Linked DNA regions of Mus musculus: all the other regions are linked to region 1. Evidence: chromatin loops called from intact Hi-C (ENCODE). Cell type or tissue: heart. All regions are shown on one strand.

Evidence for each region. A loop is a pair of places that touch in the nucleus more often than their neighbours do. Peaks named below come from ENCODE experiments on the same cell type or tissue, not always from the same donor. Only the 100,000 strongest peaks of a DNase experiment are listed, where the experiment ranks them.
Region 2: a loop joins it to region 1, with 10 times the contacts of the local background. A loop is called at or near these places in 17 of 42 quality-filtered maps.
Region 3: a loop joins it to region 1, with 2.3 times the contacts of the local background. A loop is called at or near these places in 2 of 42 quality-filtered maps.
Region 4: it touches region 1 in a loop (4-fold over the local background); 13 of 42 quality-filtered maps call a loop at or near these places.
Region 5: a loop joins it to region 1, with 2.8 times the contacts of the local background. A loop is called at or near these places in 7 of 42 quality-filtered maps.
Region 6: it touches region 1 in a loop (3-fold over the local background); 4 of 42 quality-filtered maps call a loop at or near these places.
Region 7: a loop joins it to region 1, with 2.8 times the contacts of the local background. A loop is called at or near these places in 6 of 42 quality-filtered maps.

The regions. Positions count from the first base shown.
Region 1 is chr5:149,524,095-149,528,094 of GRCm38, forward strand. The region is part of intron 1 of Gm15997 (predicted gene 15997); the gene reads right to left. It also overlaps a transcript of Wdr95 not described here. Among named protein-coding and RNA genes, the nearest start is that of Wdr95, 2.6 kb to the right of the region's middle. In heart, a CTCF peak has its summit at 1,518 (motif pointing right); DNase peaks (open chromatin) are centred at 377 and 2,767; H3K4me3 peaks cover 1,267 bases; H3K27ac peaks cover 1,962 bases.
Region 2 is chr5:149,452,231-149,456,230 of GRCm38, forward strand. Tex26 (testis expressed 26) reads left to right here. Exons shown (of 7, transcript NM_029464.2): 3 at 1,064-1,229. Among named protein-coding and RNA genes, the nearest start is that of Tex26, 15 kb to the left of the region's middle. In heart, a CTCF peak has its summit at 2,211 (motif pointing right); a DNase peak (open chromatin) is centred at 2,221.
Region 3 is chr5:149,390,341-149,394,340 of GRCm38, forward strand. It overlaps a transcript of Medag not described here. Among named protein-coding and RNA genes, the nearest start is that of Medag, 19 kb to the right of the region's middle. In heart, a CTCF peak has its summit at 2,465 (motif pointing left); no DNase peak of the experiment used is centred here; H3K4me3 peaks cover 867 bases; H3K27ac peaks cover 2,567 bases.
Region 4 is chr5:148,810,516-148,814,515 of GRCm38, forward strand. No RefSeq gene overlaps it. Among named protein-coding and RNA genes, the nearest start is that of Gm36405, 3.2 kb to the left of the region's middle. In heart, a CTCF peak has its summit at 1,736 (motif pointing right); no DNase peak of the experiment used is centred here; H3K27ac peaks cover 561 bases; H3K27me3 peaks cover 634 bases.
Region 5 is chr5:149,630,631-149,634,630 of GRCm38, forward strand. Hsph1 (heat shock 105kDa/110kDa protein 1) reads right to left here. Exons shown (of 18, transcript NM_013559.2): 2 at 3,200-3,257; 3 at 1,404-1,544; 4 at 757-879; 5 at 130-229. Among named protein-coding and RNA genes, the nearest start is that of Hsph1, 3.7 kb to the right of the region's middle. In heart, no CTCF peak of the experiment used is centred here; no DNase peak of the experiment used is centred here; H3K4me3 peaks cover 416 bases.
Region 6 is chr5:149,334,133-149,338,132 of GRCm38, forward strand. No RefSeq gene overlaps it. Among named protein-coding and RNA genes, the nearest start is that of Gm35704, 12 kb to the right of the region's middle. In heart, no CTCF peak of the experiment used is centred here; a DNase peak (open chromatin) is centred at 1,859; H3K27ac peaks cover 359 bases.
Region 7 is chr5:149,182,429-149,186,428 of GRCm38, forward strand. Uspl1 (ubiquitin specific peptidase like 1) reads left to right here and starts at 2,132. Exons shown (of 9, transcript NM_001115149.1): 1 at 2,132-2,378. In heart, a CTCF peak has its summit at 2,187; DNase peaks (open chromatin) are centred at 2,003 and 2,183; H3K4me3 peaks cover 3,480 bases; H3K27ac peaks cover 2,846 bases.

The DNA of each region.
Region 1 (4,000 bases):
GCACCATCTCTCTGTGGTACTTGAAATGTCTTTTCAAACAGAGGTTTTTCTTAAGAGGAGAGAGAGCAGACAGGGGACACACACACACACACACACACACACACGAACACACGCACACGACGTATTAAATCTTACAGAGATCTGCAACCCAAGCCCCACGAGGTGGAAGCGGAGACAAGCAATACGCTGCCCTGCTGTAGGGAGCACCATTCATAAAGACTAGTACGGGAACGGTGCCTTGGATTTGGGCCACACAGCCTCCAGGCTGGAATTCCCCAAATGGAAGTTGGCAGGACTGTGAGGCAGAGGGAAGCCTCTCTATGTCCTCGGTGTCCTGTGGCAGCCAGCCCCTGTTAGTGGAGTTCCCTGCCTCTGCCTCTGCCTCTTCTTGGATGCTTTCCTGGGTATGGGCTGGCCTGGTTACTGCCTTCCAGCACACGCCAGAGAGGGAAGCCAGAACCGGTCCAGGCAGCACCGGCTGCTCATTAGAAAGCAAGCTGATTGCTGGAAATGCAAATGACCCATTTCACCTTATCCTTCTGACAGACACGCTGGGAGCGATGACTGGTTGCTCCCTACCTGTCACCACTGCAGCTCTGATCATTGTGTGAAGTGCCTGCCACACTTGAAGTGCATAGATAGCAGCCATCACGAGCGCCCTTCAGTTGTAGACGCAATCATCCATTGCCCCCTAGTGGAGTCCATGTGAATGACATGGTAGGCACCCCGTGTGTGCTGATTTAGGATTTAAGCAAATCGAGGTTGCGTTTTATTTTAAGAATGGCTTGCAGCTCCTGCTGATTTCATCTCGGCTGCTCGTATCTGTGTCTCTTAATTAGCAGCCATGAGATGGAATAAAATGTCAATCACGGGTGATTTGCGGAGCTGAGTTTGAATGTTAAAAAGTCATGGCATTTTCAAACCATATTTAAGACCTCATTTGATGATCATTCAAATTTTTTTTTTACCCTTAGTCTGGGAAAAGGTTTAAAATGAATGTAGTGTTAAGCATCTCAGGTTGGCATTTCGCTGAGCTTCGGGGTTATGTGAAAGAGAAACAAGATTATTTGTAAGACAGAGGCAGTAACCGAGTCTGCTTTGTCATCTAATCTGTCTCCTGACCCTGCTCTGGTAGATTTCAGAGGCTCCCAGTTTGCATAGTTCTTTGTTGTCCTGTATCCATGGTACCAGGGACTCAGTCATACTTAGCATAAGAGGAGCTAGATTTGTGACAAGGGACCTTTTTTATCACCACATTTGTGAAGGCTGCTTCCTGGGTGACTGTCCTTGCAGTGTCTGCAGAGCTAAGGCTCATAGCATGCATTAAAAGGCGATTGTCAACAGTACTTGGCTGTGCCACAGTAAGTTTATTAAGGGATCTGCTTCATGAGAGAGAGAGAGAGAGAGAGAGAGAGAGAGAGAGAGAGAACTTAATATGTTATTTTTCATTATGTGGGTCTGTGGGGGGGGATGGGCACATGGGTGCAGGTAGCTGCAGATACCAGCAGAGGGCGCTGGTTGCTCCGGAGTTGGAGTTACAGGTGTGGGTGCTGGGAACTGACCTGGATCCTCTGAAAGAGGCAGTGTGCACTCTTAACTGCTGAACCATCTCTCTAGCCCTGAAGTGTGTGTGTGTGTGTGTGTGTGTGTGTGTGCATGCAAGCAAGCATAAGGCAGTCAGAGGACAATGTGCAGGAGTCAGTTCTCTCCTTCCACCATATGGGACACAGGGATCAAACTCAGGCTTGTCAGGCTTGTGGCAAGAGCCTTTAGATAATGAGCCATCTCACCAGCCCTAAACTAATACATAACTTTTTTAAACTTTTATTTATTTCGTTTGTGTGGTATTTTGCCTGTGCACACATCCATGCAGTGCTGTAGAAGCCAGGAAAGGGTGTCAGATCCCCTGGGACTGGAGTTACTGCTGGAGCCGAATACTGCTCTGTGGGTGCTAGGAGCTGAACCTGGTCCTAACCACTGAGCCACCACCCCCAACCTATCAGTACATAAGGTTTACACTTTCTACAGGACTTTCTTATTGCCAGGACATTTTAAAAATGGAATTATGCCAGAGTTCAATGCCTCCCTTGTCTTATCTGTGACTCTGTGGACTGTACCAACTCCTTTCTAGTAGCCAGTACTGATGCCATCTAGACCTTTGTGGGAAAGTCTGGGCCAACCCTACTACTCCCTAAGGCAGTACTACGGGGGCGGGGGCGGGGCTGGGGGGTGGGGTGGGGGCTGGGGGACGGGGATGGGATCAGCTTTCATCTGTACTTAAGGAAGGATGCTTCAAGAACATTATCCCTCAGACAGTGTTCTGGGATTTGTGACCCTGTTGAGGAACCTGATGAGAGACTGTGATTGGTTGGGGCGATCTGGTCACAGACAATGGTATCTGCTTGAGACAGAGAAGCAAGCTCCCCTCCTCCACAGCATCTCTGTTCAGTGAATGTGTTTACATCGGGCTGACTGTGGGTCATTAAGCCCCAGTGATAGGAAACTTTTAGGAGAGGAAACCATTCGTGCATACACAGGAAATAGAACTCAGTTGGCAAAATTTTCCACCCTGTGTAGATCTGAAACCACGGTCCGCAAGGTGCTTTAGGGGACCTTCCTCAACACACTGCTGTTTCCCCCAGAATGCTACGGAAGCTTTCTACTGGTGACTCAATGTTTTAAACTTTTCCTCTTGAGTCAGAGATGAACCGAAGCCCAGCGAGGCTCAGGGTGAAGAGGAAAGCTATTGTCTGGCCTTTGGCTTCCGTCATGGGGTGGGGCTTGACTGCTTAGCAACTGAACAGAAATCTGTGCCAAGGGAGGCTAAGAACCCCCTGTAAAGCTTGCCTCGGAGCTTGGCACAGCGAAACCAGATTGTTTGTTGGTTTGTTTTTTCCCCACTGCCTGCCACCCGTTCGTGATGTTACCGGTTACCGTGTGGCCCATGCCCCTCGGATGGCTCCAGATCACCTGGTTTCATTCATTCACTGTGTTTCACGGACTTTGACGTCCCAGAACGGAATGATCATCATTGTCTCTATAAAGACCTCAAACCAAGATACGATTTAGTGAGAAAGGGGACACAGCTGAGAGAGACCATGTCTGAAAACTAGGACTTGTATACATCCTCCATTAAATCTAAATTAAAATTAAGGTAGATTTTTTTTCCATCCATCTTGGGCATTTCCAAACTGACTTAGAGGTCTGGGGTGTACCTCAGTGGTAGAGTGCTTACCTAACATTTATAAGGTCCTGGGTTCAGCGTCAGAATTCTGTCTAAACTCCACCCCACAGTTACCTGGCAACAGGCAGGTAGGCCTGACCCACTATAAAAGGGGCTGCTTGCCCACTCCTCTCCCTCTTGTTCTCTTGCTCTCTTGTTCCCACTCTGTCCCCTCGCCTCTTCCCCGCCCCCCTCCACGTGCTCATGGCTGGCCTCTACTCCTCTACTTCTCTACTCTCCCTCTCTCTGCCTTTCTCTGCCTCCACTGCCCTCTTAACTCCCCTCCCCATGCCCTGAATAAACTCTATTCTATACTATACTATACTATACTATACTATACTATACTATACTATACCTGTGGCTGGTCCCTCATGGGGAAGGGATGCCTCGGCATGGGCCCGCTGAGACATTCCCTTCTCCCACACCTCACCACACCTCATAGCACATATCTCCTATTTATTTATTTATTTATTTATTTATTTATTTATTTATTTATTTTAAACACATCATTCAGGACTGAAGGAAGAAAGACAAAACTCATGGAAATGATTTTAAGTGATTCTTAATAATTCATATTTAAAATTACAACATTTCTGCTTCTTAGACTTCAACTACAGTTTCATCTGGTACTAAGGTCACCTGCCCAGAGACCTGGTGTGAAGCGAAGCGGTAGGCAAGACAGAGAAGCCCTGTTCTGAGCTGGCTGTCCTCCCGCTTAAGGAGCAGCTGTCTTAGTGGCCTCCCAAGCACCAACGCCAGGGCACCCGCGCCAGCTGC
Region 2 (4,000 bases), 72 kb before region 1:
GTTGCATATTCTTTTTTTAAATATTTATTTATTTTTATATGTAAGCACACTGCCTATTGAAGTAGAACATCCAGGGCTAGTGAGATGGCTCAGTGGTTAAGAACACTCACTGCTGTTCCAGAGGACCTGGGTTCTGTTCCCACAACTCACATGGAGGTTCACAACCATCTGTAACTCCAATTCTCAGAATCTGAGGCCTCATCAGGCACCAGGCTTGCATACAGTGCACATACATACATACATACATACACACATACATACATACATGCATGCATGCAGGCCAAACATCCATACACATATATCAGTAAAAATCTTATCTTTAAAATGTTTAAAAGATAACTAATATCCTAATTCACACACCTTTCCCTTTAATCTATAAGATCATCTCTCTAGAGAACTGCTTTCATTCACCAGCTATTCAGTTGCATTGAAATAATCTTTGTAATAAGAATATGCAACTCTTAAAAAAAATCACTCAGGTACATTTTAGATTGTAATTGTCCTTTTCATTTTATGTCTTGTTGTTGTCCTAACTTACAGAATTGATTTTATTAAGGGGGAATCTGAATATTCAACAACATCTGGCATCAAATCTTAAACCTGCAAATCTTCTTTTAAAATTGTATAACACAAAAAACAATTTGACATGAGTATCACTGTGAGATTTTGTACTTGGTCTCTTTGAAGTTCTCAACCTGATAATACATAGACTCAACTCAACAACAGGTCTGGGGTGTGCTTGTAATGCATTGATTGCATTGATGGAGGTGGAAAGACTCATCCACTGTGGGTGGCACCATTCCCCTGGCTGGGTTCCTGAACTGTGTTATGGAGGACGGGAACTAAGCATTCATTACTCTCGGGTTTCTGGGTGTTGGTTGCTATGTGGCTGCCCGCTTCAGACTCTGGCCACCTTGACCTTCCAAGAGGAATTGTGCTCTTGAACTGTGGGGCAAAGGAGACCCTTTCTCCCTTGAGGTTTTTGTCAAAGTATTTTGCCACTATATCTGGAAAGGACACCAAGACTGTCCCTTACTCTAATTTCTACCTTTTGTTTTTATAGCCCAAAGAGCACCAGAAGACTAGGATTTACTTATTCGATTGGCGATCCTATTCTGAATGAGTCCCAGTACCACGATGAGTATACCTGGAAATTACGTTCTAAAGAAAATATGGTAAAAACCGGGACTTCAAGAGGAGTATGGAACCACAAAACTCACCCTGGTCAAGTAAGAGACTAGCTACTTGTCTACTGGCTGTAACCCCATCTTGAGCCTGTAAGGACCTCGCAGAGTCTGTCTGTCTGTCTGTCTGTCTGTCTGTCTGTCTGCGGTGCTAAGAAGCACACTTCTCCTCAGACTGCCCCTTCTTTACGGTCTCACATGTCCCTATTTCTAGTCCCTAGAGTTCTTAATATAAACTTAGCTGCTACAATGCGAACAAGTCAGCAGTGTTTGGCACATGCATGTTAACTTTGCTCCTACCTCTCCATCTTGTATTTTCTTCATCTCAGAAGGAGACCCTGCCCGTTAGAGTGACTCTTCTTTCCTATTCTCTTACCCTCATACCCACCAGTCTGCTTTTTAAGGAAAGTATGTATTTTATGTGTATGAATGCTTTGACTTTATTATGTGTGCCGTGTGCATTCCAGGTTATAGGTGGTTTGGAGCTTCCATGTAGGCGTTGGGAACTGAACTCAGGTCCTCTGCCAAGAGCAGCCAGTGCTCTAACCACTGAGCCCTCTCTCCAGCCTCTCCCCCCTTAATCTCTATGGATTACCCATTCTAGATATTCTCCATGAGAGATCATGTTGTGTGATTTTGTGTCTGGTTTCTTCCAGTTAGTATGACTTTCTGGGTTCCCCATGTTAGAGCAGCATCAGGATATTTCACAGTTAGGTAATACTACATGGTATGCCACAGTTTTCCCATCCATTTATCCAGTGATCTACCTTTGGGCTGGTCCTACAGTTTGGTTATTGTACAAGTGCTTGAGGCTATGATCATATTTTGGACATGTAAAACCTCCTGTCTTTTATCATTATTGCTTATCATCAGAATTCCCTCTCCTACCCAAAGGGAGCTCAGCCCAAAGAAATATCTCCAATTGTCTTCCCTAGTGGATGGAGGCGACAGATCCTCCTGTTTGTTCTTGGCATTGTCTGTTCTATTGTTAAAGGGTTTCATTTACACAGCTGCCATCTGGGTTGGAGCCACCAGGGGGCGTCCGGCAGATGACGAGGTGGTAGAATGGATGCTGATGACTGAGAGAGAAGGAAAGAAAACACTCAACTTTTCTAACTTGTATGTGTGGTGCTGATGCTGCAGCCTGTGATGCTGATGCTGCAGCCTGGGCGGGGACCTGTGCAGGACTCTGTGGTGGGAAAAGGCATAGGAGTAGATGGGAAGGCACAGCGACTGGAAGTCTGTCAGCAGGTAGATGAGTCAGAAGATGTAGATTCAAGAACCAGAAGAACATACACCATGCAACACTTGATTTGTCTTCCATGGCTTCCATTGCCTCAGCCATTAAGAGCACTTGATGCTCTTGCAGAGGACCTAGGTTCAGTTCCCAGAACCCACAACCATTCAAAATTCCTGTTCTAGAAAACTGTATGCTTTCTTCTGGACTCTGAAGCACCAGATATGTACACACACACACACACACACACACACACACACACACACACACACACACTCTCACACTCATACTCAGGAAATGATAATAAGTTTTTAAAAATTTAAAGCAGGATTTCTCCGTGTATTCCTGGATGTACTAGAACTTGTTCTATAGACCATGCTGACCTCGAACTCAGAGATCTGCCTGCCTGGGTCTCCCAAGTGCTGGGATTAAAGATGAGTGCTGCTGCACCCTAACATCGATAAATACATCTTTAAAAAATTAAAAGCAATGCAAAATAATTTGTAATTATTGTAAATGTATACACATATACAGATATGAAATTTCCCTTTATCTGAAGTAGTACTAAGGACTTTAAATGGCTTTTTTTAAAAATTTATGTGCGTAGATATTTTGCCTGTATATCTATGCTACATGGTATATATCTGGTACCCATGGAGATCAATAGAGGGCGTTAGACCTGGAAACTGGAGTTACAGGTGTTTCTGAGCTGCCATGTGGGTGACGGGAATCAAAGCTGGGTCCTCTGCAAGAGTAGCCAGTGTATTTAATGCCGAGCCATCTCTCCAGCTCCTAATTAAGGACTCTCTTAACCCAGCACTCAGGAATGTTCTCAGCCAACAGGAACATGTACGCCAGGTCTGTGTGTGGGGGTGGGTGGGTGGGGGTGTGTGTGTTCCCAGTCAGTGAGAGCTGATGTGTCAAATTGTCTTTGTGATCTCAGCCAGTGAGGATTGGTGCCGGACTGTGAACACTATTAATCACCGAGTCTCAACAGCTGCTACCATTGCACAGAGAGATACAATGTATATCATGTGGTTCATTCTGTCTTGCCCAAACATCACTGTTAGTCAACTCTAATGGCTCTGCCTCCAGACTATGTCCTGGGGGCAGACGCATGCTAAACATCAGGATGAGGGTGTAATCAACAGCATCTGGACAGAGAACCTGTACATCTTGACACATTCATGATGTCCCTAACTGTGCTCTGCAGCTGATAAATCACGAAGGGGTACTGCAAAGCGCAGGGACACAACCATTATGCAGAGTTTTGAGGTTCTCTGAGAAGCACTTTACTAGCCAGAGGACGAGGGGAGATAGAGACAGGGTTTTCTCTGGGGCTTTCTTTATAAGGCAGGAGAAGCAAAGCAGGCTGCTTTTGGTGGGAGGCAACCAACCAGCAGAAAATGAGAAACGGAAGCTGATAGCCAGAACTAAGAGTTGCCGGAGTATGCTGGCATTGGCCTATAGGGAACACCTTAGGGTTCATGTCCCACCACATCAGCCGTGAATGCAGGTGTGGAGCCTGGGGCCTGGTGTCAGTGGGGACATTTCCAGAGAGGATTACCAGAGAGGGCAA
Region 3 (4,000 bases), 130 kb before region 1:
CTTTACTCTCTCTCTCTGCCTTTCTCTACCTCTACTATCTTCTTAACTCCCCTCCCTATGCTCTGAATAAACTCTATTCTATACTATACTGTCATGTGGCTACTCCCTCAGGTGGAAGGGATGCCTCAGCATGGGCCGGCCGAGGCACACCCTTCCCCCATACCTCACCACACATCCATAGAACATATCCCCCTCTCTTTATCTTTTTATAAACACATCAATGTGTGTGGGTGTTTTGTCTGCATCTATCTGTGTACCGGTATCTGCCTAGTATCCAAGGACAAGAGAAGAGGTGCCAGGTCCCCAGGGATTGGAATTACAGATGGTTATGAGCCACCATGTGGGTGCTAGGATCTGAACCCAGGCCATCTTAACCGCTGAGCCATCTCTCCAGTTCCCGACATCCCCTAAGTGTTTTAAAGCTTTCCTCTGTGCTGCCACCACCTCACCCAGAAATCTCAGTGAGCACTCAGGCTTTGATGAGGTCGGTCACTGTTCCTGGGTTGATGGATTAGAGGAGACAGGAGTTGAGGGCCAGATTCCCTAGCCAGAATGGAAGAAACTCAAAGTTCCTTTAATCCTTTCCCCTCATGCCTTATGACTGCCCCACCCTCCACCCAGAAGCCTATTCTACCACGGTCAAGCCCAGTGTGCCTTAATTTCTCCCCCAAACATGAAGAAACTTTTAAAAAAATTATTTATTTTATGCATACATGAGCACACTGTCTCTGTCTTCAGACACAGAAGAAGAGGGCATAGGATCCCATTACAGATGGTTGTGAGCCACCATGTGGTTGTTGGGAATTGAACTCAGGACCTCTGGAAGAACAGTCAGTGCTCTTAACCTCTGAGCCATCTCTCCAGCCCTGTGAAGAAACTTTTAACCCTTGTCCAGCCACAGCTCTGTAATAAAAACTGCATAGGATGAGGTACAGGCAGAGAGAGGTTGGGAACTGGGTGTTTGAACAAGTTTAGGGTGCATTGTGGGATGAGCAGCTGTGGGGTGGACTGGAAATACACACCAGACAATGCTTTCTTTAAGTAGATTACACCTGTGGATCCCCTCTGGTTTTAAAAGAAAATTTATATTTGACATTATTTGACTCACAGGATTATGTTTGGGTGTCTTTGGTGGGCTACACGTAGATCATGCTTGTGTGTGGATTTGCGGCTTGTTCATCTCAGCAGGGCAAGCTAAGAGAATGTGGCCCCTTCCTGGGAGTTAGACTAAACTCTGGGAGGAGGAGATGCAGGGAGAGAGGTGGGGGTACTCACCAGGCAGTGGGGAGAGTGGGGGTGGGGTGGGTGGCATTCGTTTGTATTTCGATTGTGTGTTCGATTGCTGTTGTCTTTACGGCTTTCCTGTCTGCGGAGGAGCCTGGATCTGTGGTTGCTGCCTGGCCAGCTCTGTGTGTGTCGGGGGTTGGGGGTGGTAAAATCATTTGATTGCATCTTCTAGTTGTACAGTTTGTACTTGAAATACTTGAGAGTGTGTCCGGGATGGGGTTTGGGGAGGGAGGCAGCACAGAAACTACCCCGGCTTAATGTCCATATATAATCATCTTGTGTTGCTGGAACCTTCTTTTTGGATAAAAAGACATTGACTCATAACTGAGCAATCCTGCCTCACAGGGAGGAAAGCAACTTCCTCTCAGCCCGTTTATCTTTAGAGGGCCAGGTCGTTTCCATAGGCTGTTTAGGAAATGGCTGTCAAACACCACAGCGAGAAAAGTTAACTTTCTTATTCCTGTCTCTCTCTCCCCACAGATGGGTCTGAAATTCTTGCTTGGGGCCATATGGATTGGCCGCGCAGGGAGGAAATTATATTCAGCTTTCTGTTTCTGCTCAACTCTTTCCACTGGGTAAGTGGGCCCTTTGAAGTGGCACTTGCCTTACCTCACATTCTGACAGGAATGACTGATCGCCTTTCAGTCCACACAAGATAAGGAGCCACGTCGGAGCTGTCTTAACTAAACAATAGCGAACCACCCAGAGCACTCTTCCAAGACGGGAGAGAATTCCCCACATGTGTTAAGCATTTTATTCTTCCCAAATGCATTACTCTGTATTATTGTGTTAAATTGGATAATGTCGACATGAAAGGGCCGTGTCAATTGTATCAGATAACAAAAAAGTAAGATTTTGTAACAATTATGGATTTGATTTTTCTACCCAGACATCTGAGGCCCTGCAAGAGAATGTTAAGAGCCTTAAATTGCCCACTAATGGGAAACTATGCTCTGAGTGCGGTCTCTTTTCTAATCTTGGCTGTGTTTTCTCTTCTGCAACAGATGTCATCCACCTGGGGATGTCAAAAGAGAAAATACAGGGCGCTGGGCAGATGGCTCAGTGGCTAAGAGCACTGACAGCTCTGGCAGACAAGCCAGGTTTGGTTCCCGGCACTTATGTGGGTGTTCAAAACCATCAGTGACTCCCATGCCAAGAGATCTAGCGCCCTCTTCTGGCTTTCCATGGACACTGCAAGTATGCAGTGCACATACATACATGCAGGCAAACACTCATATACATATAATGAAAACAATGAAACCCAGGCAGGGTTAGGGGTAGAAGATGTTGGTGGAATAATATGGAAGAGAATACAACAAATCTACTCTTGAAGATCTTGACTGGTGTCTCTTGTGGCTCTAGCTTCAGGCTGCTGACCAAGAGGGCAGATTGTATTTATAGCCAGAGAAAAGGAAGTAAGATAAAGAAATCGGACTTGACATAGAGACAATCTGACAGTCACTGCTTGTGTCTGTCTTATTTGAGCTGTTCGACTGGCTGGCTGTTGGTGACAGGCAAAGGCTCTGTAACTTATCACAAAGTGACTTCCATGTCACCTTAAGCTGCAGTTCAGAAACCTTTGACCAAACTTTAAAATGCAGCCCTGTATGGGTACTTTTAGGCCAACTTGACCCAAGCTACAGTCTTCTAAGAGGAAGGTGCTTCAGTTGAGAACATCTCTCTGTAAGATTAGGTTGTAGGTAGGCCTGTGGGGCATTTTCTTAATTAGTGATTGATGGGGGAGGGCCCAGTCCATTGTGGGTGGTGCCATCCCTGGGCTGGTGGTCCTGGGTTCTATAAGAAAGCAGGCCAAGCAAGCCATGGGGAGCAAGCCAGTAAGCAGCACCCTTCCATGGCCTCTGCATCATCTCCTGCCTCCAGGTTCCTGCCCTGCTTGAGTTCCTGTCCTGACTTCCTTCAATGATGAACAGCAATGTGGAAGTATAAGCCAAATAAACCATTTCTTCCCAAATTGCCTTTTCATTGCAGCAATAGGAACTTTGACTTAGACACTGCCAGACAGCTTTAACCCAAATATTGACTTCAATAGGTACAACCGTAGTGGAGATAAGAACTCCCTTGAACCCTCTCAAAGACTTCCCTGGAGTGGGGCTGTTTGGAGCCTTTCCTGATCTGGTTTGCCTCTAACTCACCCTACTGTCTCCCCTCAAAGCTATTTACTTTTTCTCTGGCTTAATTGCTGTTTATCAAGACTCAGGAAAATTCTTGGCAAGCCTGGATTCAAAGAAAACCTTTAGAGGTGATGAACGGAGCAAGGAGCCTTTGGAGAATCAGTTCACAGGACCAGAAGAGGTCAGACTGACTCGGGCTGGTGTGTGATTGAATCCCATATGTGGACAAAAAAGGGGGAAGTGTCATAGATTGGGGCAAACCATGGAGACTGGCTGGCCACTCAGCTGAAGTGACTGCCTGACACTCAGTGGTTAGTTATAAATTCTCCAATTAGGTTTTAAGGTTGTGAGCTGAGTTTGGTTGCAGTTCACATGCAGGACTGTACTGAGGATTCGAAAATTCTGTTCTGTTTAACTCAACACCGCCAAGACCACTGAACCCTGGATAGTGATGGATAATCCATGACTTAGTTAGGGTTTTACTGCTCTGAACAGACACCATGGCCAAGGCAACTCTTATAAGGACAACACTTAATTGGGGTTGGTTTACAGGTTCAGAGGTTCAGTCCATTATCATCAAG
Region 4 (4,000 bases), 710 kb before region 1:
TCTACTCTAAATGCCTGCCTTGAATGCCCACCGAGTGTAGCTTGCAAAAGAAATAAATGACTTCCTTCCCCCAAGTTGCTTCCGGCCCCTGTGTTTATCTCAGCAACAGAAAGCAAAGTGGGACAAGGACCAAATGGGCACAAGCTCTCGCAAACCTTTCCTTCTGTATCAGCTGACTTTCTCAGTGTTTTGTCAGCGACAGAAAACTGACCAACACAGCAAGCAAGGGACAAGATGAATCCAGCTGGTGGGAAACACACCAAACCAGCATGGCAAGTCAGCATGACACCAGAACCCCGGTGCCCATTCAAGTATTTAGGGCTGATCAGAGAACTACAGATTTGCAGGAGGCACTCAGCACCTGACTTCCCTGGCCAGTGGCTGGAAGCTGCCTGTCCGGGTGCCCTCAGTTCATCCTTGGGCTTAAAAGTCGGCTGCATGGCTGAGCCCAAGGTCAGAAAAGGAGGGGCTCTTAGGCTCCAGGATACATCAAATAAGGATACATTAAATAAGAATACATTTAATAAGGATACATTTAATAAAAATACCTTAAGTAAGGCTTTGACTCCTGAACTAATAGGATGGGGAATTTGGGGAGGGAGCCATGCTACAGGAATTTGAAGGTTACAACTCTCTGGAGTACCAGCCTAGGGGGAGGAATTCTTTTGCAATCAGAGGCTTGGGGGGGGGGGGTACCCTTTGTATCAAACTGATGTGCCAGCCGTTCATTGCTTGGCTGATATTCATTTCTGCAGAATTGTAAAATAGAGACTGTTTTTGTGTTCCTACTCTCTCAAATTTATTATTACAGAGTGAGGGGTCTTGTTTCTCACACTAAAGATGCTGAAGCAAGAGGGTCTTGAAATTGGGACCAGCCTGGGCTACAAAAAGAGATGCCCACGCCCCCAGGGATGAGAAAGCACAGAGGGTGGGAGTCAGTAAAAACAGCCCAGGGGCAAAAAGAATGCTACCCTAGGCCAGGCTGACTCCAAGATTAGATTGGCTCAGGTGGGGCAGGTCGGGCAGGGCGAGGCCGGGCAGTTGTGGAAGCTGGATGACCCTTCCAGGGAAGCAATTCTGAGCTGCTCCTAAGCCACTCGGATAACCACCCAGAAAGCACGAGTCTTAGAGCATCCACAGCAGACCATCCAGGCCACCAGTCCAACAAAATCACAGGCGGGGTTGGTCCGAAGCTGGGCAAGCATTGCAACCCAACAGTCCTTGAGAAGGCTGCTGCAGAACAGGCCACGGAGGGCCAGGAGGCAAGCCAACCCACAGGTTCAGTGTCCAGTGACAACGTACATGGCCCACGTTGGAGGGCAGCACGGAGGAAGTGACGCTGTGACTTCAAGACCCTTGAGATGGATCAGATCTTTTGGTGTGAAGGAGGGCTGAGGGGGGCAGAGACAAAGGAAGGTACCCAGAGCTGCACCCCTGTGACCCTCTGTCCTCAGACAGGCACTCTGCTCATCCTAGATGGGGGAGGATCCTCCTGATACCCTCCGCGAGGGACTGAGGCTGCCTGCTTCCAGGGAGACGCTGCTGCCAGTTCCAGGTAGCCTCCCTCGGTCTGCCACACGCCTCCGGAGAGCAAGCGGACGCCCTAGAATCACACGAGATCAGATGTTGGGAGTGACCTTCGGAGAAGAGCCACCCAAGATGACTTAAGAGACCTGAGAGGCTCTGGATTGGACCATTTCCCCCTAAGCCCTACAGTATAAACTCTTGGCCTCTAGGTGGCGCTGTTGGTTGGACTGAAAACTTCAAGAGCTGGATTCAAGTGGGGATTAGGTCGTTAGAGGTGAACCTTTCTTTAATGGTAGTTATAGGACCTCGTCTCCTCTTCTCTCCCCTCTCCCTCTCCCCACCCTCTTTTCCTCTCTCTCCTTCCTGGCTTATGACTTACATTTTGTTTTGCTACATGCCGCTGACATGCTACACTGTGCTCTCCAGCTCCTGGTCTTACACACGAATCTCCAGAACCATAAGCCAAAATAACCCTTTCTCTTTCTAAGTTAGGAGCCTCAGGTCTTCCATCATAGCAATATAAAGCCTACAAATACAAGACTCACTAAATCAGCATTGACTGGGTAACCTTTGAGTCAGAGGACCAACCCTGTTGTTGCTGGACTCTATCTACTGAAGCCCGGGACACCTGTAACCTCCAAGGGATGTGGGCTCTAGCTAGCTCCCTGTAGGCAAGCCTCCTGCCTTCCCTCCCCTCCACAGCCTTCTGTGCTCAGCGAAACCTCATCTCCTCACTCATCCATCTCTCCCGCTGTGACACCAATTCATCTCACGAAGGTGCCAGGTAGCTGGCTCCAAAGTCTCCCTTCAACTTCATTAAAAAGTAATTAAATTTTTAAAAGCCGTTGTTCAGTTGTGGAAGGGCTGACCTGGTTAGGAGATGTCGAGCCAGCAAATGACAGCTATGTCAACCGGCTCTCTTCCTTCTTTTCCCCAGACCCCTCCCTCCGTAAAGCAACCACAAACCCAGATGGCATTTTCACACAGCGTCCACCAGATCAGGACCCGTGCCAAACACTGGATATGCCGGCTCCTGACGTCTCCTCTAAAGACCCTGGGAAGTGGGTAAATACCCTGACAGCCTTTTTTTTTTTTTTTTTAGAAGTAACAGGCTTCGGAATTTTAGTGAGTTGGTAAAATATCTTCTAGAAACTTCATCTGCTAATTCCAGCCCTACAAGCCAGAGAAACTTCCCTCACCTCAGGCCTCTGGACAGTCTAGGACATGTGCTCCCAATCCCCCTCCTGAGCTGCCACTGCCCCCGCCCCGCCCCACCCCTGGCACACAGAGAAACCAAAGCCTTATTCAGCAACAAGGCAAAGTGGACATAAGTCCAAGCCACTTCCAGACCCTCAGATGCTGTGTTTTCCCTGTCTCTGCCCCAGCCAGGGGATGGCAGAAGCTGGGACAGCAGTGAATGAATCCTGTGAGGACCTTGAGGGCCACCACTTTGTAGGAGACAATGTGAAGGCCAGAAAGAGAAGCAGAAGTTCCGACTGTATCCCACAACGAAGCTGTTTGCCTTGTTTGATTCCCAAGGGCCCTCAGGCCTCATGTTTGTTTTTGATCTGTCCTTCTCACCAAAAGATGTCCGAGCGTGTTTGACTCTGGGATAAGATAAACACAGGGTTAGGGTTTTACTGCTGTGAACAGACACCATGACCAAGGCTACTCTTACAAGGACAACATTTAATTGAGGCTGGCTTTCAGGTTCAGAGATTCAGTCCATTATTATCAAGGCAGGAACATGGCAGCATCCAGGCGGGCATGGTGCAGGAACTGCTGAGAGTTCTACATCTTCTTCTGAAGGCTGCTAGAAGAATATTGGCTTCCAGGCAGCTAGGGTGAGGGTCTTAAAGCTCACACCCACAGTGACACACCTACTCCAATAGGACCATACCTTCTAATAGTGCCACTCCCTGGGCCGAACTTATACAAACCATCACAGTGAGCCCTGAACATTCTGTTGTTTCAAAAAGCAGGTGATGCAGGAATTAAGTGGGATGTGTCAGAAATGTGGAGACACCAGCTCAGAGGGGCTGAGACTGACCTACAGACCATCTACCAGTCAGTAGCTGATAATGAGCTGGACTTTTAAATGCCCACAGGTCTATGAAAAGTGAAGGGATTGTATTTTACAGCCACCACCATCAGTGACTCAGTCAAGGATTGTCAGAGGATGCAGGGGCTGTCGCTGAAGGCTGTTGGGGAACAGGAAGCACATGAGATTTTAAAGTGGATCCCCCAGCTTTGGATGAAACGTCTCTCCCAATGGTTCACCTTCTGGAAGTTAGTTCGTGGTGTCCTGGTATTGACGACCTTGAAGAGATAGGGCCTTGTAGGAAGTGAATAGGTCATGGGGCCATAGCAGTCTTGGGGACTAGCATCCATCTTTGAGGGAGTAAGGCAGGTCTCATGAAACTAGAGTTTCATGTTACAAAATAAACATGGCGCCTCCACTTGGTCTTTCTCC
Region 5 (4,000 bases), 110 kb after region 1:
TCAATACACCTAGTTCTAAGCACAACCTGCTAAGAGACTGCTTATCCACGAACTTAAGTCTTTCTCCACTGTAAAAGTGCTATCAGTAAAAGGAACCTCTATCGAGCACCAGCAAACACCGTTCCTTACCAGCCGTCATGTCATTCATGAGCCGCAAGCAGTTCAAGCCCACAATCTGCGCAGCATCCAGCACAGACCTTCGCTCAGCATCTGTGAAGAAGGATGGGACCTGCAAAGATGAAGGTTCACTCTCTAAACACAGTGCTTCCAACTGCTTCACAAACAATCTTAATAAATTCCCAACAGTGACTGCCAGCCCCAAAACAGAAACAGAGACTTAGACTTGGTTTCTAGCAATTTCCTTGACTTTCAGAGCTGCCTTTTTGAGAAAATATTAATTAAATAATAACAACAATTCCCAAAGCACTGGTTTTCAACTGAGGGAAGAGTTCTTTCACTGTGAAAAGCTCAAGAATACCAACTTTTGGTATTAGAGCAGCCAACTGCCATGGAGAGAGAACCCAGCTACCCTGTGTTTTTAGAAAGCTTCATATGGAGCCCCTGGTGCACTGCCTATCTCTACAGTCAAGAACCTTTGTAGCTTCTACCTAAACTTACCACTCCTGCTTACTTTGAAATGCTTTAGAATATTCAGTTTAAGAGCACCCTGGTAAGGAAAGGGTATGCGCATACGCAGTACTGAATAAATACAGGAACTCTAAGAGCAAGTACACTGCCTGGCTGGGCCCTACTTACTGAGATGACACAGTCTGTCACTGGCTTCTTGAGGTTGTTTTCTGCAGTTTCCTTTAACTTAGTCAGCAGCATGGCTGTTATCTGCTCCACACTGAAGAAATGTTCTTCATCCATGTACATGACCTACAATGAGGTGGAAAATGTTTAAATACTTTAACACTTCAGCGAAACGCTAATATGAACATCCAACTGTTAGCATATACCCTGCTCCACAAAATTTGTTTGGAAAGAAAAGAGGAACTAACAAAGAAAGGGAAGAAAGGAGGAAGAGCGTTTCCCTAGAGATGAAGAGGGAAAGTTAGGGCTGAATCACCAAGACTCGTGTTGACCAGACAACTGCTCTTAGCTGGACGTCTGGTTGTTGCTCTACTGCTTGGCACATGCTGCCAAAGGGCTGTCTGACCACTTTGGAGACATCATTACTTAGATTTTTTTAATACTAAAGCAACCAAGAAACACAGATTAATCTACAGAAATGCATTACCAGTGGAGTACTTCTTAGAAAACAGCTTATATTAACTATACTTTAAAAGGAGCCAAACGAAAAGGAAAGGACCCCAGTGTATCCCATTACTTTGGGCTAAAATCCTAAGATGTGAGCACTCCCCTCTACAGATGGCTCAGAGCTTGGGGATCAGTGGTATTACCTTTATTCCCACGCCACCATTTTTCATTGGGACCAAATCATAGCTCAGGTTCTCCTTTTCCTTCTGAATGAAGGGGTCATTGAATGCTCTGCCATGAAATCTCTTAAAGCTAGAGACCGTATTGTTTGCATGAGTGATTTGCTGCAAAACGGAAAAAAAAAAAGTAAATTTTAAACTTTTTTCTGATTTTGTCATCTCCGGTACCTACAGCAATTACAGTCATTGTTGCAACTCAAGCCGTCTCTGGGAGAGGTATACCTAACGTCCCCTCAGTCCTCGATTTTCCATGAATGGATACTCCTACTGTACTTTCTTCTATGGAAAATGCCACAAGGAAAGGCAATGGTGTCATCAGACTTTGGGGCAGATCTCAAAATCTGCAAGATAAAGGAAAAGACGGCGCAACTGTCTCCAAAACTCTAAAACTCTGCAGCAACTGTATTGCTGTATCCCATCTTCTCCCCCAAATAAACATAAGCTCAATATCCCAACTCCAGTGAGCCTTGGAGCACTGTCAGGATGAGGACTTTGTGTGTCTCTTCTAGAGCCTAAGCCATGCCGGGGGTAGACGAGGTGAGGATAATAAATGGCATATTTTTTGGAGAGGGCGGCACACAGATCTTACAGTCACTGAACTCACACTCCTCTAACACTGCTGGGCACGCTCCTTAAAGGATGTACTTCACTCAGCAACCTGTTCCCCAGAATGTGGTCGTGTTCTCAGATACACACAGTAATATGGGCATGAAACTCAGGATGGAAATATGCCAAGCTGCTCTGAGACAGTGTTCTCTTAATCTACCTCTGGGTCACAGCTCTAGAGTAAACAAGTCCCACTTCAGAGTACATTCACTCAAAGGTAGGCTTCTCACTAACCCCGAACATTAGAGGTTAAACTTCTGAAGCCATTTAAACTTGGCAGCACCTGGAGACTGCTATTTCTTTTATCTTCTCCAGCTCAGCAGTAGCTAGAACTCAGCAAGCAGGGTGGCAGGTATGCCCATGCTAACCTTCTAAAACCGACATGAGTCAGACAAGCAAACTAACAAAAACAACTGTGAAAACACTTTGCTGGAAACGGCTCTCTCCCACTACCATGTGGGGTCCCAGGGATAGAACTCTTGTTCAAGTCAGGCTGGGCAACAAATCCCTCTACAAGGAACCTGAACCTCACTAGCCTTTGAGAAACTACAAACAGGGGAGGAAAAAAAAAAAAAATCAAATGTCTATAATCTAAAAATGTTTAAGCCAAGCATGGTGTCATGTGCCTTTAATCCCAGTACTCAGGAGGCAGAGGCACGCAGACCTTTGTGAGGGAGTTCCAGGCCAGCCAGTGAGAACCCCTCCACCCCCAACCTATCTACCTACCTACCTACCTAATTTTTAAATTGAAGGCCAAATACCCAAAAGTAAAGTTGCCACTAAAAACCTATGGAACAGAAACAAGAGACAGGAACAAGGTGGGGTGGTAAGGTATCACCCAACAGTCGTAAAATTTAAAGGTTTCCTTATTTTGAATTTGAAGGTGCACAGATACATGTCTGCATGTAGGTGTGTGCTTGGTTCATGGAGGAGGCCAGAGAGAGTGTTAAGGACTGAGTAACAGGCAGCCGTGAGCCACCTAGTACGTGCTAGGAACCAACCCTGAAAGAGCAACAAGTGCTCTTAATGGCTGAGCCAGCTGAGCCATCAGCTTGCAAGCTCCAAGCCGTATTTTTAAAACTTAAAGCTAGATTAAGCTCTAGCACATCATCCTGCCGCCCTCCCAGGATTCCCTGACAGACAGATGAACGTACCTGGTTTTTGGCTGCAACTCCAATTGTTCTGTTTTTTGATCCAAATGATATGACTGACCTAAAAGTAATATAAAACAAACGTCTCACACACGTCAAAAAAAAGCACACATGCGGCCGTTTCTAAGGTGACAAGAGGAAATTCCCACATAAGTAAAGCACAGCCCGCAGTTTTCAGCGGCAGGTATTTCTATTTAAAATCACACCTCTGACAATTCAGCCCAAGTATCAGCCCTGTTCACACATATAAGGAATATCTGATAATCTGTGTGCAGCTTGAGTGCCCTCTCCCAATACCTGGGGTGCTAATACAGAGTCACCAGGTCACAAAGGATAGGGAACTTGGCATTATGCACAACCAAAAGTAAACAGAACTCTACCTGTCATCAGCCTCCTACAATCCTAAATTTCACTGCACACTTATTTCTGTCCCGATATATCATCTGCTTTAGAATTTTTAAAAGTTTTTATGTAACCCTAAGAGGTCTATGATATGCCTGTAGAGTTTAAAGGAAATGGATGAGGTAGGTTGCCATCTGGAAGATTCTCTGTAAGGTCAAATAAAGATGATAAGAGAAACAAAGTTACTGCTGACTGGAGTACAAACGCTGAGGAAAAGGAGAGGCCAAGCCTTCACACTGCACCTGCTTTGACAAGATGAAGAGAGACAGCTTTCTCAGAGGAAAGGGGATACATAGAACCAGAACAGAGACAAGATGGAGAGTGTGGAGGAGGCGGTGAGTAAGGCTTTGGATTAGAGAGTAATCCACAGGGCGAGCGTTAGTAATCCAAATCTAATTTGGG
Region 6 (4,000 bases), 190 kb before region 1:
GGAAGAGGTGTGGCCTTGTTGGAGGAGGTACATCACTGTGTAGGCGGGCTTTGAGGTCTCCTTTACTCAGGCTCTGCCCAGTATGGGATCTGACCGCCTTTGGCTCAAGATGTAGAACTCTTAGCTCCAGAGAGAGAGAGAGAGAGAGAGAGAGAGAGAGAGAGAGAGAGAGAGAGAGAGAGAGAGAGAGAGAAGGCTGCCTACTGTAGCCAGGAAGGAAAGAAGAGAGGGTTGGGAGTGGCTGCAGCCTCAGTCTTCTGCTCTAGGACACACCTCCGGTGACCTCACTTCCTCCCACCAGACTCAGTAGATCAGCATCTCTCCACAGACAGACCCAAGCCTAGCAGCCATGCCTTTTACATAAGAGTTTTTGTGAGTCAATTAAGATCCAAACTGTCACACGGCTACTTAAACCTCCCGATGCACCAAATTTAAACGTGTGAATCTCTTCTCCCCAGCCAGCTACCTAAATCCTCCGAGGGAAATTAGAAGACACATCCTGCCTTTTGAAAATCAGGAAATGAGGGCTCTGTGTATCACACGCAAAATTCAAACTGTGTAGAAGACCTCACCACTCGGAGCCGCCCAAATGAGCGGCAACTCTTAGGAGAGGCGTTATAGAAAATGTCACCGCTTGGGAAGTCTGGCAGAAAATTTAGAAATTTTTTTCCTGGGGAGGTAACCTAAGGACACAGAGAAAAGGTCTCCAGAGCCTCTTTTGCTTTGTGTATGTTCTGTTCTGTTCTGGAAAGGACTTGAGGTAGCTTATTAAAGGGACGCACAACAGAAGTTGAAAGTACAGTAAAAAGGAAGGGCCTGTGTTTCACAGCAGGAGCCGGGAGGGGGTACCGGTAATGGAAGATCCACGTGTGGACTCAGACATGTCCTTCCAGTGGGCCACCAGCCCTGGGAGCTATCGGAACAAGGGAAACGGATGAGCAAGTGATATAAAGGGAGATCGGTTGCTCAGGAGAGCAGTATTTTTGGAGGCCAGGAAACAGGCCTCTCTCCTGCAGGCCCCCTCCACCATCTGTGTAACGTAGGAAAGCCACAATCCTAATAGCATCCTGCATCTGCTGCGGCCTCCCGTAGCTCTGAGATACAACCGTGGGCCCAGCTCAGTCTGTTCCCGAACACCCTGTATAAGGCACATGGTTCTATTTTTACTTTATTGTCTTATTTTATGCGTGTGGATGTTTGGCCTGCGGATGTGGTGTATGGTGTCTGCACCGCCTACGTGCAGTGTCCACAGAGGCCAGAAGAAGGCACTAGATCTCCTGGGACTGTAGTTACAGATGGTTTTGAGCTAACATGCCGGTGATGGGAATTGAACTTGGGTCCTATGGAGGAGGTGCAAACCTTTCAGAATCTGCTTTATGGACCAAGAAAAGAAGAGCTGTCTCTCTCCCTTTTTATTCTGTTCACATAACTCACATTTTGACAAGTGTGAGCCTCCATGTGAGACTGAGAAACGAAGCCACCACCGGAGGAGTTTGGCTGGCCATGTGCTGAGTAGCGGCATAGCGATGGCATCTCCTTTCTTCTTGTCGGTTCTGGGGGCAGCACACCCAGGACCAGGCGGGATACTCACTACCGCCGAGCATCGCCCTAGCCCTTCACACCACTCCTGCTTAAACCTCCAGCATCTCTGATCTACGTAAACTTGAGACCCATAGCAAGATCCACATATAGCCGGGAGGGCAGCAGGGTGGGTGGTTTATCTGTGTGCCAAAGTCCCTCTGTATCCGGCTGGCTCTTACTTTGCCAGGTGGTGCTGGGGAAATGTTCTCACGCTTGAGGATAAGCAAACCTGAAACATTTGGTGGGAGGCTGCGGCTTTCCCTGCCTTGAGGTCCTTAGGGAGCAGCTTGCTCATTAAAGGGTAAGGCTCCATCACACAGTGCTCCGGGGTTGGCAGGGCGGATGCGCCATCTAGTGGCCACTCCCAGAATACCCACATGCGGCTCTCTTGCCGCTCTAATGACCTGAGGGCATGTCCAGTACTGGAGCAAAAAGGTTAATTAGGGAGCTGGGGCATCTCTGTTCTCTGTGTCCAGCCCGACTAATCGTTCTGTGAGGATGGTTTTTAGGGTCTATGTGAATGAGGCACATTTAGGCAAGAAACTCAGGTAATTGGTAGGTTACAAACTGCCATGTGGTGTCCTCATGATCTCATAGTCCCTGCGTTGCCTCTTCTGGCCTCGATCCCCTTGATGCTGCTTTGCCTACAGTCCACTTCTGCTCTGCAGGCTCCTGTCATGATCTTTTCCCTATCAAGTAGAGGACCCGCTAACATGGATAAGGGCACCTTTTCTGAGCAGGGAGTGGGAGGACTGATCTGCGGAGGTGGGTGGTGGCTGCCCAGGCCTTGCTTTGGGCACAGGATTCCCATTTCGGGAAGTACACGATGCCCAGTAACAAGACATTGAGCTAGATGTGGTTCCTCAGTCTGAGGAAGTCTCAGGGTTCAATCTAGGAAGTACCCATAGTAGTTATCCAGTATAAGTAGCCAGATAGGACTCGGCTATCCTCAGAGGAGGGAGAGGCCTCAGGGCTCAGGATGTCTGCTCATCACAGGGACCTTTGATGGGTGGTGTGTGTGCTTCTGAGATCCTGGATTGGGTGGCTAGCTTCTCCTCTGTCCTCCAGGGAAGTTACTCAGCCACGTGCCTCTCCTGCCATCTTAGAGTCTCCCCAGGAGATCTCAATGTGACATAGTTAGCAGCGGGAACCAGCTAGCCAGCTGGGGACCAGCTATCAAGGTGTGGTAATGGGTGGGGGTGTCTTTCCATACATATCATATCACAAGAGTGCGGGCTTCATGGCTGCCCCATGAAGCCTTTCTGTCAGGTTAGACCCTCTGACTAGAGAGAGGCGAGGAGTATAGAGTCTCCGGGTATAGGTGTGAGGAGGTAGATGATGGATAGCAACAGAGATTTGAGAATTGGGGATAGGGGTCTCCATTAACCTCTACTTCAAATCTGTCCTCCATCCCAGCATCTCATGAATTCATGACTGCTCAAGGAAACCCAATTGCTGGCTCCGTTCAGTATGCTGGAAGGTGCTATGTGCAGGCTGCCTGCTAGACACCACATCACCGTGGCACAGTGGACGCTTGGAGGATGGGGCAACTCTGTGTTGGTCACCCTGGGGGTATCAGTAGCGGGGGTGTCTCCCACCACCCATCTGGCAGAGGCTAGAGGGTACCGTGTCACCTGGAGACTGTCACGGCTCCCACAGTCATTCCGACCCCTCTGCGGGGAGTGGCTTTGAATGTGGGCATCGCCTAACCATGTCCAACTGGGAGAAAGCAGACAGCCTCTCTGCTGTGGAAATTCTTTAGTGCTAAAATAGCCTGAATTGGCTTATAAGGGTTAGACGTGTAGAGACCAGAGCTGGCAAAACTTAGTTATGCAGAAAAGAGAAGCAAGATTAAGGGCATATGGTGACATTCCCCAACCTTCATGAATGCAGACTGATTTAATCCACAGACAACTTCACACCCTAGGTATTATGTTTATTCTCATAGGAAATGATGCACAGACGTATTTAGCCACCCTACAGAGTTACACAACAACAAGGAGGCAGAACTGGGGCTATGATCCCAGGCAGGACAGCAGGAAGATCTGTGTCTGTGCTCGGAAATGGCCGAGGCAGCGTGGGAGCGCTCAGGGTTCATCCCCAGAATCTCTTTCTGTTATCGGTGCGATCTCACACGAGCTTCGGTTTCTTTAGTTGAGTGTGAAAGAGATCCACTCTATCTTACCAGGACACAGAGGGTTTACATGAGCTGATATTGTCTCCGGTTTTGCTGGCAAGCCAAAATCCACTCACCCGGACCTGGACTCTATGTGGCTTCTTTAAATAAACTGCTGCACGGACCAGCAGCTCAATGGATGAAGCCTCATCCGGCTTTAGACAGGAGCCCTGTATCCAGTTTGTGGCGCCATGGAAAACCCGTGAGACTTTTTTGCTTGTCGCTGCCTTGCCAGCTCAGCCC
Region 7 (4,000 bases), 340 kb before region 1:
CACAGATCTGCACCTCCCCCAGCCTGGGATAACAGATGCATACAGTTGGGCCAAGCTTTATCAAAGTGCTGGGGCTTCCAGTTCAGGCCCTCATTACTGCAGGGAGAATAACTTACTGATGGAAGTCGTTTCTGCAGTCCAGTAAATTGTCAATGAGACCAGAATACACAACCACCGCAGGGTTTGATTTTAGGACAAGTCTCAACTCTAAGCACTCATTTGTTATATAGCCCAAGCTGGCTTCCACCCAAGGTCCTCCTGAGTGCTGGGCTTACAGAGGTGTCCACCATACCTGGCTTAGAGGTAGCATTTATATCCCAGGTTGGTGCTAAAGGTTTGTTTTCAGTTAAGGAATACAACAGAAAAAAAGAACAAGAGCTCACAAAATGATCTGCAGAGCACTGTATTCCTATTGCAGCTTAATTAATTATTAGTTAAATAAAAGCTTCCATTTATTGAATATGAATTTCTAAGTGGAAATAGATAAACCTACTTTAGTTTACTGAGGTTAACTATACTCTCTATGGGACCAATGTATATAAAAACAGGCACTCTGCATACTGTGGAAAGAATACACAGAAGTACATGGTATCTTCTCAGCTGGGGACTATTATTAACCTGAAGTAAATTGGGAATTTTCTCCCCCCCCCTCCCCGACCCGCCATATTCCATCTTCATTTTGTTTGTCACTATTAAGTTTTTCTGGCCAAAAATTTTGTTTTAATAAATTTTTCATTAAAGACAGCAATAATCCATTTTTATTTTTATTCTAGTTGTTTGTGGATGTTGCTTTACACCTCAAAAGTCGGGTTACATTTTAACTGAACCAACTAGATCATTCAATTTATGAGCTGACATTCAGCAAGTGTTTATTGGGAGGGGAAGTGTACTCCACTCTAAAAATGGAAATAGCATGTTGAATAAGAAAACAATCCTATTAATCTTGGCTACTCTCTCAGGAAGAAATACTTTCTCAAAAACCTCATAATCCATACAAAAAGAAATCTTACTTGTTTGATCTTACAACAAATATACCAGTACAGTATGTAGTGTAAATGCAAAGATAAATAAAATTAAAAAAAAGCAAAACCTAACCAGTCTATTTTCGTCATGAGAGAGGAGAAAAAAAACCCTAACAAAGTCTCTGTTGGAACGCTCAGCGATTTCCATTCCTAAGTACCACAAACTGAAATTCTTTTATTGAATAATTTCTTCCTACAGCGGACTTGTTTCCCCCATTGCACGCTACCAAAATTATCAGTATTCTGCCAGAACATGGTCGTTTAAGACCACTAATGAAACCCTACAGGACCGCAATCCAAAATGCCAGTCATGATTCCTGTAAGGTCCAGAAAAAATCCCAAATTGTAGTCCCAGGCCACGGAAACAGTCTATGCAAAGGACTCCAAGAATAGGATGTCCTCATGGACGCGATCAGTCATGACCTCCCTGACACCACATGACCTTTCTACGAAGGCAGTTCTTAAAACTTAGCAACTGAGCTCTCCCCTCTCTGAAGTTCAAGGAGGCAGGGCGGCTGCTGAGATGCGCGGGTCGGCTGCTCAGTGCCACCCCGGGTCAAGTGCTCGTCTTTCGCTACCCCCCTTACCGTGAGCAGATCAGAGAGGGAAGAAAGAAAAAGTGGCCTCCAAGGATGGGTTTGGGGAAGAAGGGAGGGGCAGCTCCGTGTGTGGTAACCGTTTGTGAACACGTAGGGTGGTGGCGCGCGGGCCGAAAAGAACCAACTATGGGAGCCCGTCGTGGCGTCCGCCATGACGGCCCGCCAGGGAGGCCCATCACTGCGCCTGCGCGCCAGGCAGGCAGCCGCCCAGCGACCTCTCCTTCCTCTGCCGCGTAATCCCTCCGCTGAAGGCCGCGCACTAATTTTAATCACGCCCCGCCCCCTAGCCTCTGGCGTCACCTCCGCCACTCCAGCGCTTTCCAGCAGCTTCCAGAACCAAGCCTGCCCCACCCCCTCCAGCTCCCTCCCCCTCCCCCTCCCCCGTCCTCCCGACTCACACTTTGCAGGCTCTGTAGCGAGGGGCCCCGCCCTGTCGCCGCAGTTCCCACTGCGCCTGCGCCTGCTGGGCGGGCAAGCCACGCCTCTGCGGAGCCCTGCCGGAAGTGCTCTGGTCTTCCCCTTCCCCGGCCCTGCCCGCGTGCTCTCAAGCAGGGCTGCCTGCCGCAGGAAAGTGTTTGTGGGGTAGCTCTTGGGCGGCGGACTCGCAGGCGGAAGTTGCTTTCCTGGCGGAGAGGGCTGTGGGGGAGGAGCCGTCCGAGGGAACGTGGGTTGAACGTTACGGTTAGATGGTGGGGACCTCAAGCTGGAAGAGGAGTTCGGGTCCACTGTATGCGAAGAAGGAGCGTACTTCGGGAGGGTAAGGAAGACAGTAGTTCCCTCGGGAAGTAGAAATTGGGACGGCTGGAGTGCCCGGGGTGGGTCGTTGGCGCGCTGAAAAGATGGGGTAGGAACGAGGTTGTGGTGGGCAAGGTGGAGGATGGAGGTGCAGGCTGGGTCTTCAGGTTCCGGTTAGGCTCAAAGAGGTAAACGCTGAAGAGAAACCAGAGTTTGTGCCCGCCCCACGAAGAGCGTGGAGATGGGCTGGGTAACGGAACGCCGCGCCTCTTGGACTTCCTTGGTAGGCTTTTGAAGCTCAGTTCGCGTGGACCCATCCGTCTCAAATTCGGGAAGCTGGACTGGGTACCAAGCAGTATTGGGCTCTGTAAAGCCTATCCCTTCGCTGGGGCTTAAGTCTGCTGGCCTTGAAAATTCATATGCAGAGCCGAGAGATAAAGCTCCGAAGGGTTCCAGGCCCTTTGAATACCTGTAATAGTTTCTACACATGCAGTGAATTAAATTTAAATCCCTCTCGTGATTGGCTGCTAAATGGATCTATTCTGGGCTGATATCTCCCATTAAGGTCTCCGGAATGCGACTTACCTACGTTGAAGGTGGGGGCTCGGTGGTGGGCGTAGGTAAGAGGAAAAGTGCCGGAGATGAACACTGGAAAACCTTGGTTGTTCTCCTTGAAATAAGCTCATGTCATAATCTTTAGGATGTACTGAGCTGTTTGGGCGGACTTCCTACAATCAGATTGGATTAAATAGGTGGTTTGAAGCGGAGCTGTCATTTTGACAGTGATATGAATGGAAAGAGAGACAAGTTCGAAACATTTCCAAAGCCTCGTTCACGAGTTTAGATGGCGCCTACTGTGCAAACATGGGAGATGAGAGTGAGTAGACGGCACAAACTTTCTAGTCTGTATTTGGAAACCCAAAAGATGCCAAAATTTAGATACTGTACAGGGAGGAGCTAGCAGTTACACTTGGAGAAAAGATAATGAAGGTAATTTATTCCTAGACAAATTGAAATTTGAGACCCACCCCGGGGTTTTGTGTATAATACAGTGCTTGAAAAACCCCAAGAGTCTACTTCTGGTATTTTAAAACTTGAATATTCTTTGGGGAGGGGGAATTTCTTAATATTGTTTAGTGTTTCTACTACCATCTTAATGGGTCTCCTCCCTCCTTCTCTCCTTCCCTCCCTCTCCTTTCCTTCCTTCCATAGACAGGGTCTCACTATATAAACCTTCCTGGCTTGGAATTCACTGTGTGAAACAGGCTGGCTTGAAACTCACAGAAATCTGCAGTAGTTCTATTGAGAGAGATCTGTGCAATGGAATTAAAAGGCTTAAAGGCGTGCATCAACCACCATGCTCGAATATGCCTTGACTTCTTTATTGACAGGAAAGCAGACTTGAAGGTTTCTCATTTTTACCTCCATATTGAGAAAGAACCTTATTCCACACAGTTACCTAGACCCTCAGGCAGATAAAAAGTTTTCTCAACACCCTTTTTAGGAGTCTGCAGGTTTCTCTTCTGAGAATGAATGCAGAATGACAGAAGCAACACATCTCTTTCCCTCAGAGCAAAGTAGACCAGATGGTAACTGTAACTTAGGTGTTAGTATCTTGTCAGCGCAACTTCATTTTGTTCTTAG